2 separate regions of the Homo sapiens genome follow, and region 2 is linked to region 1. A link is a contact called in ENCODE Hi-C or POLR2A ChIA-PET data. All regions are on one chromosome and are shown on one strand. Each heading gives the region's core, a stretch centred on a gene start or an enhancer-like site at or near the end of the contact. The rest is flanking DNA. Distances are from core to core; before and after follow the strand shown.

Region 1 (3,237 bases), core at 267-2,766:
TGCATGTCTTCTGCTTCTCTTCCTAGCAGGCCCTCTTGGGGAAATACCTCTGCCTTTGTACCCAAGATTGAGCCTTTAGGAATAGATATCTTATTGAAGGGATGTATTTCTATTCTTCATTTTTAGGGTTGTAAGATTTAGAGAAGAAGATATTTCTCAGAATAAATTAAGTCAGGGTAAACTCAAAGTTGCTAATTTCCATTTCGTAAGAAATTATTTCATCAATAACATTATGATGATACCCTTTTAAATTATGTTTTTATAATTTCAATGCCCTTTTGTTAAATATTCTACCATAGGAAAAGTTAAGAGTTAGTGTGAGAAGGAAAAAGGATCTTCCCTTTAAAGATCGTTGAAGTTAAGAGTTAGTAACGATCTTAAAGGATCTTCTCTTCTCCCATTAAATCTTAACTTCCAGTCATTTCTCTAGGGCAACAGGCTTAAATTATTTCTCATCTTAAAAAAAACAAATAATAACAATATCCCATGGTGCCTAACTTCTTTAGAAAGTTGTGCATAAATATATAAAAATATACCTATACCTACATATGCGTATGCATACAGAAATATATATACATATATATATACATACACACACACATATTCAGCCATTACTCTTCCCTCATGGAAATGTTCTTAGGTACCCGTTATTTTTTCTTAATAGTATATTTGGATGTTCAAAGTAAAACTGTCATTTAACAACTATTAAGTACCTACTGAGTTCCAAATACCACTCTAGATATTGGGAAACAAATAAGGTATAATACACGCTTTCAAATACATTTAGAGTTTTGTGGGGAAGTGTTCTGGGTTGAATAGTGCCCCCAAAACTTTATGTCTACCTGGACCTCACAATGTGACCTTAATTGGAAATAGGGTCTTTGCAGATTCATTGAGTAAAGTTAATATGAGTTAGTATAATAAGAATTGATATAAGAATGGTTTCAGTTTAAATAAAACTCTTTAAAATACTGATACATACCAGTCCTTCTCTGTCAACATGGTTGTCCTAGATAAAAAATTATAAAGGACATAACAATGAAGATGGGGATCAGGGAGGAAATGGCATTTCATTAGTTCCTCAGTGGTTGATAAGCCTGTTCTTATACCTTGTATTGCACTCATTCATTTAACAAAGTGGTTGATCATTCTGACTACAGTATAAGAGTTTTTAGTGAGGTTTCCAGCCATCCCTAAAACTTTAAAACATAATACTAAAGATGTGTGAAATAAAATTATCAGTCACATATCTGATGAGTTTCCATCAGACAAGTGAGCAGGCCACTCAAAGCCTCTTCAGCCCCCTTGCTTTCTCCTCGATTATCCAAGCTTTACAAAGTCAAACTGCATATGGAGTGCTTTAATCTTTGAACGTACGGCTGCATCAGACCTTTCCCAGCTCTTCTCACACTTTTAATGGATCCAATTCACCTCCTTTCCAAGGAGCATGTCTAGGTAAGTGACAGGGTGACGATAATGCCTTGGCCACACAGGCCTCAGAAAAGAATGGTGACTAACGATTAAATGCTTAGCATGCCAGCCCACATAAACCACAAACCATGAAGCCAGGGATTAAGACTCACTGGCAGCACATCGCCCAGGAAGTCAGCTTTCAACTAGAACTAAATCAGTTTTAAATAACAACATTTCTTGGGTCTCTTCCATCATCATATTGTGCAACTTTATACTTCGGGTTTATTTGGACTAAAAATATAAAAACATCTAAACCTACTTTATAACTGCTATATATTGACGTTAAAAGGAAACCAAAATAACAATAAAAGACACCAGGAAATTGGGACTTCTTAGATAAACTTAGCTGTGTGGTATTTTGCTTCCCTTTCACTAGAATTAGAAAAATAAATGGCCCACTTTCTAGAAGTGGAGAGTGAAAGGGAGGGAAAGAGAAAAATTGAGAGGAAGAAAACATTTAAGTAACAAGAAAGCAACAGGATAGGAAAAATATCAAGTCTTCAGAATAGTAAGGAAATGGAACTCTAATAATGTTAAAGAATGCAAAGATGATAAGAAACCAGCTACTCTTGGCATCGTATGAAAAAGTGTGAGAGAAGAACCTGAACTATGTGCAGCTTGCATGTAGTCACTGAGTCCCCCCTACTCCCCTGCCCTGGCCAGTTTTTCATTTCCTCTCTGATATCATTTAAACTTCAAAGACCATCCATCACTCCTTCATTGAGAAATGCCTGCTTTCCCAGAAACAACACCAGGGCAGCTTTTTATGCCATTACTGGCATTTTATCAAAGTAAAATTTCCATGGGTTTTTCTCTCAGAGGCTATTCCAGGGCTTGTTTTTTCTACAAAAAAGGAAGGCAATTTAAACGTGTGTGTGTGTGTGTGTGTATTTCCAGTTCTATCTATATCTATATTTCAACAGAATTACAATTTCTGTAGGAATCAAAATTTGAATAAAGTAAATAATATACTTCAAAATCTTTATTATAAACATTTCATTGACAATATAGAAAGGAAATTGATACAGCATTAGCAATAAAAATTTTTGTGGCTAGTTGAGCTCCTGGGATCACCTCCTGCCCCGATCCGTGTAGCCAGCAGCTGCCTCTATACGCTTTCAAGTGCTGTGCCTGCTGCTTACAACTCTCTTCTCCTCCTACCACCACAACTCTGTCAGGTCACTGTTCAATTGTTCTCACATCAGAGAGCCCCTCGCCCTTATTAGTTTATATAAAATAGCAACCACCCAACATTCCTGTTTTATTTTTATCTTCATTCTGTTACATTTTTACCCATAGTGTGTCTCTTCCACTGATATCATATTGGCTTATGAGTTTTTGGTCCACTAGCATGTGAATGCCAAGAGGACAAGCACTTTTCCAATTTGGTTTATTGCCTTATACCCAGCACCAAAAGAGCAGTTGGCTCCCATAGGCTCAAGACGAATCTTTGTTGAGAGATGAAGGACTCCAGTCATGCGTTGTGTGCTGGGATTACTCTTTAGTATTTACCCTAGAAGGAAGAGAAGCCCGAACACTTGTATTCCCACCCTTTGGGGTAGAAACACTTGGGGTAAAAGAAAGATCAAGAACTGAGGACGCAGTATATACTGATGAAAGTAATAAACAGCTTTAGCAGCTTGAGTAAACAATTTCCCTTTCAAAGACAGACCAAAAGCCCTAAAGGGCTACATCCAGGGTTCTCCTAGTCCTTACCCTGTCCTTATCATATGGCCTGCAGAAATTGTGCTGAGAAGTTTCATC
Region 2 (3,237 bases), core at 309-2,808, 460 kb before region 1:
GGTGCACTGCCCATAATATCACAGCACCCAAGATCTTTCTCTAATTTCTAATAGCATTTGCAAATAGTATAGAGTTTGTTTATTTTAAAGTTGCACAGAATGCCATTACCTAGCTTAGTGACTTTGGGCAGATCACCCTGTTCTGTGAGTCCCACTCTCCTCACTAAATGGTTTCTAAAATGTTTTTGATTCCAAAATTCTATGAGTTTTTATCTTCAACAATTTTTTCCCAATGCTAAATGAAATTTTGTTCAATAACTCTTGGTGGTCTAAGTCATTTCCCCACTGTGTGATTTAATTGACATAATGCCGTTCAAGGTCACAGAGCAAAACCTAAAACATCTAGCAAGCACATAAAAATTCAAGTCAAATGCATACAACCAGTCAGCTGCAAAGATCTCAAATGCAATAGCCGAAACCACCTAAGCAGACAAATCTAAATAGCAAAGTCACAATCTGCCTTTTATCTAGCATATTGGGTATCTTGTGCCACGAACCTTCTCAGAGCCTTGGGACATGGGCTCAGCAAATGTGTATGCTGACTCTTACACCTAAAAATTCAGTAGAAGCACAGATCATCTTCCTGAATGTGCCAGCAGATCTTTATCCCATAACTATGTGCAATTCAAACACAGGTTTGGATGAGTACGGCTCATTTATATGTAGGAAGAACAGAATTTTCACAGGAAAAGCAGAGTGGAAGATTCTTGTGTCCCCCACAGACCTGGAGTTCTTGTCTATTTCCATTCGGTACCTTTTATCTATCTTGGGCATTTAAGGAATAAACCGGCCAGAACAATTCAGATGGAAGACAAAAAATAAAATAGAATCATTAGTTCCAATTCTTCCAGAGAATTCATCTAACAAAATGAGCTGGTGTTATGGGAGGTAGAACAAAGAGAATCCTAAATTGTATTTAATCCAATAGCTTTACTTCACTAGTTAGAAAACTGAAACTTAGCAAGGTCCAATCTTTCATTGGAATGACCTTTATTTTGAGCTTATTTTAGATGTTATTATGTGCTTTGCCATAATGGGGAAAGGTGAATGGAAAATTCTGCCTTCGCATATTCCAGAGATTAGGGAGACAAGCTAAATATACCTAACTAACATACGGCTAGTTATCTATTTCTGTATAACAAAGCGAGGACTTAATGGCTTGATGGTGATTTATCACTTCTCACAGTTCTGTGAGTTGACTAGGCAATTATGTTTGTCTCATCTGGGCTCACTCATGGGGTTCAGATAGCTTGTGGCTCGTGGCTCGAGTGGGGCTTGGGACTCTAAGATGGCTTCATTCACATGCCTAGGGCCTCAGTAGGATGACTGGCATGGCCCTGAAAACTGCGAAGCTCTCTCTCTGTGCAAACTTTCACCTGGACTTTTTATATGATTCTGGAAGTATTCCAAGAAGGCAAAAGTAAAAACTGCAAAGCGTCTTAAAATAGAAGTTCAGAAGCCACATTATATCACTTCTGTTGCATTCTATCAAAGCAAGTCACAAGGACAGATCAGTTTCAAAGAGTGGGAAAATAGACTCCACCTCTTTATAGGAGGAGCTGCAAAGAATCTGTGGTCGTATTTAATCTAACACATCCGGACAACAGAGAGAAATCAGGAAGTTGAATGAGATGCAGATTTGCTCTTTTTTTTCCCCCCACCAGAATATGTATTTAAGGATAGAAGTGATGTTACAGGTCATTAATTTATTTATTCAGATATTTCAGTATTTTGACTTCTGACAAATCAAACCCATGCCAATGCTATGCTTTTATACAATTTCTACATCATAACTGGCACTCACTAAACCCACAATCAACAATGAAGAAAAAAGTAGGCACAGGCATGTTTCATAGAAACTAAAATAGACTTGGTCAGCTTATTTATTAAGCACATATTCTTATCTACTATGAAAAGTCATGACCTTCTTAGCTGAGGAAAGCAATTACTTTTGCACAGAGAATCTTTATATAACAACACAAAGGATATTCAAAATTTACCAGTTTCTGGCAAGACTAAAGCACTTAAGGCAGGCAGTGTTAATCATGCAAACTTTGTGAAGCAATTCAGCTTATCAGAGCATGAGATGAACGAAGTCAAAGCTTTGATCCTCAGATAGGCCAATATATTTCATGGAGAGAAGCCTTTTTTTTTTTTAACATAAGGATAGCTTTGATCACTTCTTCAACTACTGAGTCTTTTCTTAACCTCAAGAGAAATGAACAGAATTCAATAAGATTACCTATTTTTAAAATGCCACATACTCCAATAGATACTACTGGGGCTACAAAAAATTAGAACTATGTAGTTTTATCCTCCCCAAATCTTTCATATTGATAAGGGCAAAAAATAGGATGACACAATTGGTTTACAATGTATAAAATGATAAAGTGCTGGACAGAAGGTACAAATTACAATACAAGTTCAAAAGAGAAAGATTATATTAGTTAATCTAGAAAATGTACAAAGGAGGTGATATTGGCAGAATACCTTTAAAGATGGGGTAAAACTTTTGCCAGGGGAGAAAGGCATTCTAGATAAAAGGGAGAGAGGAGAGCAGTGAGTGTTGATTTGAAAATAAGAAAGGGTAATTCAACTGTGTAAGAATGAGAATGTACAGAGATGTGTGGCCTACTTTTCTCAGAGACAGGGGTCAAGTAAGGGAGAAATCTAAATCTTATATAAATGTTTGAAATGATATGAGAAGGAAATGTGAGGAAAGCTTGGATAGCTTTCCATCCAGAACTCAAGGGTTGGGGATCCTGGTTAGCAGGAGAGCAAAGACCAGGACCTGCAGGAGTGATGAGGAGCTGGGAGGATAAAAGGTTGCTCTTGAGTTAGTAAGGTTTCAGTTGTGAAGTAGTACAAATAACATATTTGGTTTCTGCTCTTAGTTCCTGGCACAGAACCCTAAAACCTTTGTAATTTCCTGAGTGATAGAAGTGTTAGGTGCATCTTTTGTCCTTTTATTTGGTCTTTGGCCTCAGTTCCTGACATAGAGCTTCTAATTCCTTGGAACTTTTTGGGTGATCAGAGGGTCTTTTATTCTAATGAGGTGACTCTTGGTGGGATGCTGGATGGCGGCTGGTCACCAGGAAGACCAAGGCATGGTTACAAGTTTGGAGCTTTTAGCCCCAGCCCTCATCCTGCAGGAAGGGGTGAGGGATTACACATTGAGTTAAAAATTGATTATGCCTACTTGATGAAGCCTCAATAAAGAACCCTAAACTACTGAGT

The links. A loop is a pair of places that touch in the nucleus more often than their neighbours do. ChIA-PET counts read pairs that join two places held with the same protein, here RNA polymerase II (POLR2A). Pooled maps may share reads with other maps.
Region 2: a loop to region 1 is called in a map of gastrocnemius medialis, with 2.7 times the contacts of the local background. The contact joins two enhancer-like sites. A Hi-C loop is called at or near these places in 3 of 168 maps with a recorded cell type or tissue (chondrocyte, gastrocnemius medialis and heart left ventricle) and 9 of 50 pooled maps. POLR2A ChIA-PET finds 5 or more read pairs at or near these places in 2 of 52 experiments (WTC11 and activated naive CD4-positive, alpha-beta T cell).

Annotation. Positions count from the first base shown.
Region 1 is chr4:142,816,100-142,819,336 of GRCh38, forward strand. All of the region lies in intron 1 of INPP4B (inositol polyphosphate-4-phosphatase type II B), which reads right to left. All of the region lies in intron 3 of USP38-DT (USP38 divergent transcript), which reads right to left. Among named protein-coding and RNA genes, the nearest start is that of INPP4B, 29 kb to the right of the region's middle. Within about 2 kb of position 1,517, at least 7 of the 41 ENCODE cell types and tissues checked have a DNase peak (open chromatin) inside an H3K27ac peak, as active enhancers do.
Region 2 is chr4:142,353,718-142,356,954 of GRCh38, forward strand. The region is part of intron 7 of INPP4B (inositol polyphosphate-4-phosphatase type II B); the gene reads right to left. Among named protein-coding and RNA genes, the nearest start is that of INPP4B, 490 kb to the right of the region's middle. Within about 2 kb of position 1,559, at least 4 of the 41 ENCODE cell types and tissues checked have a DNase peak (open chromatin) inside an H3K27ac peak, as active enhancers do.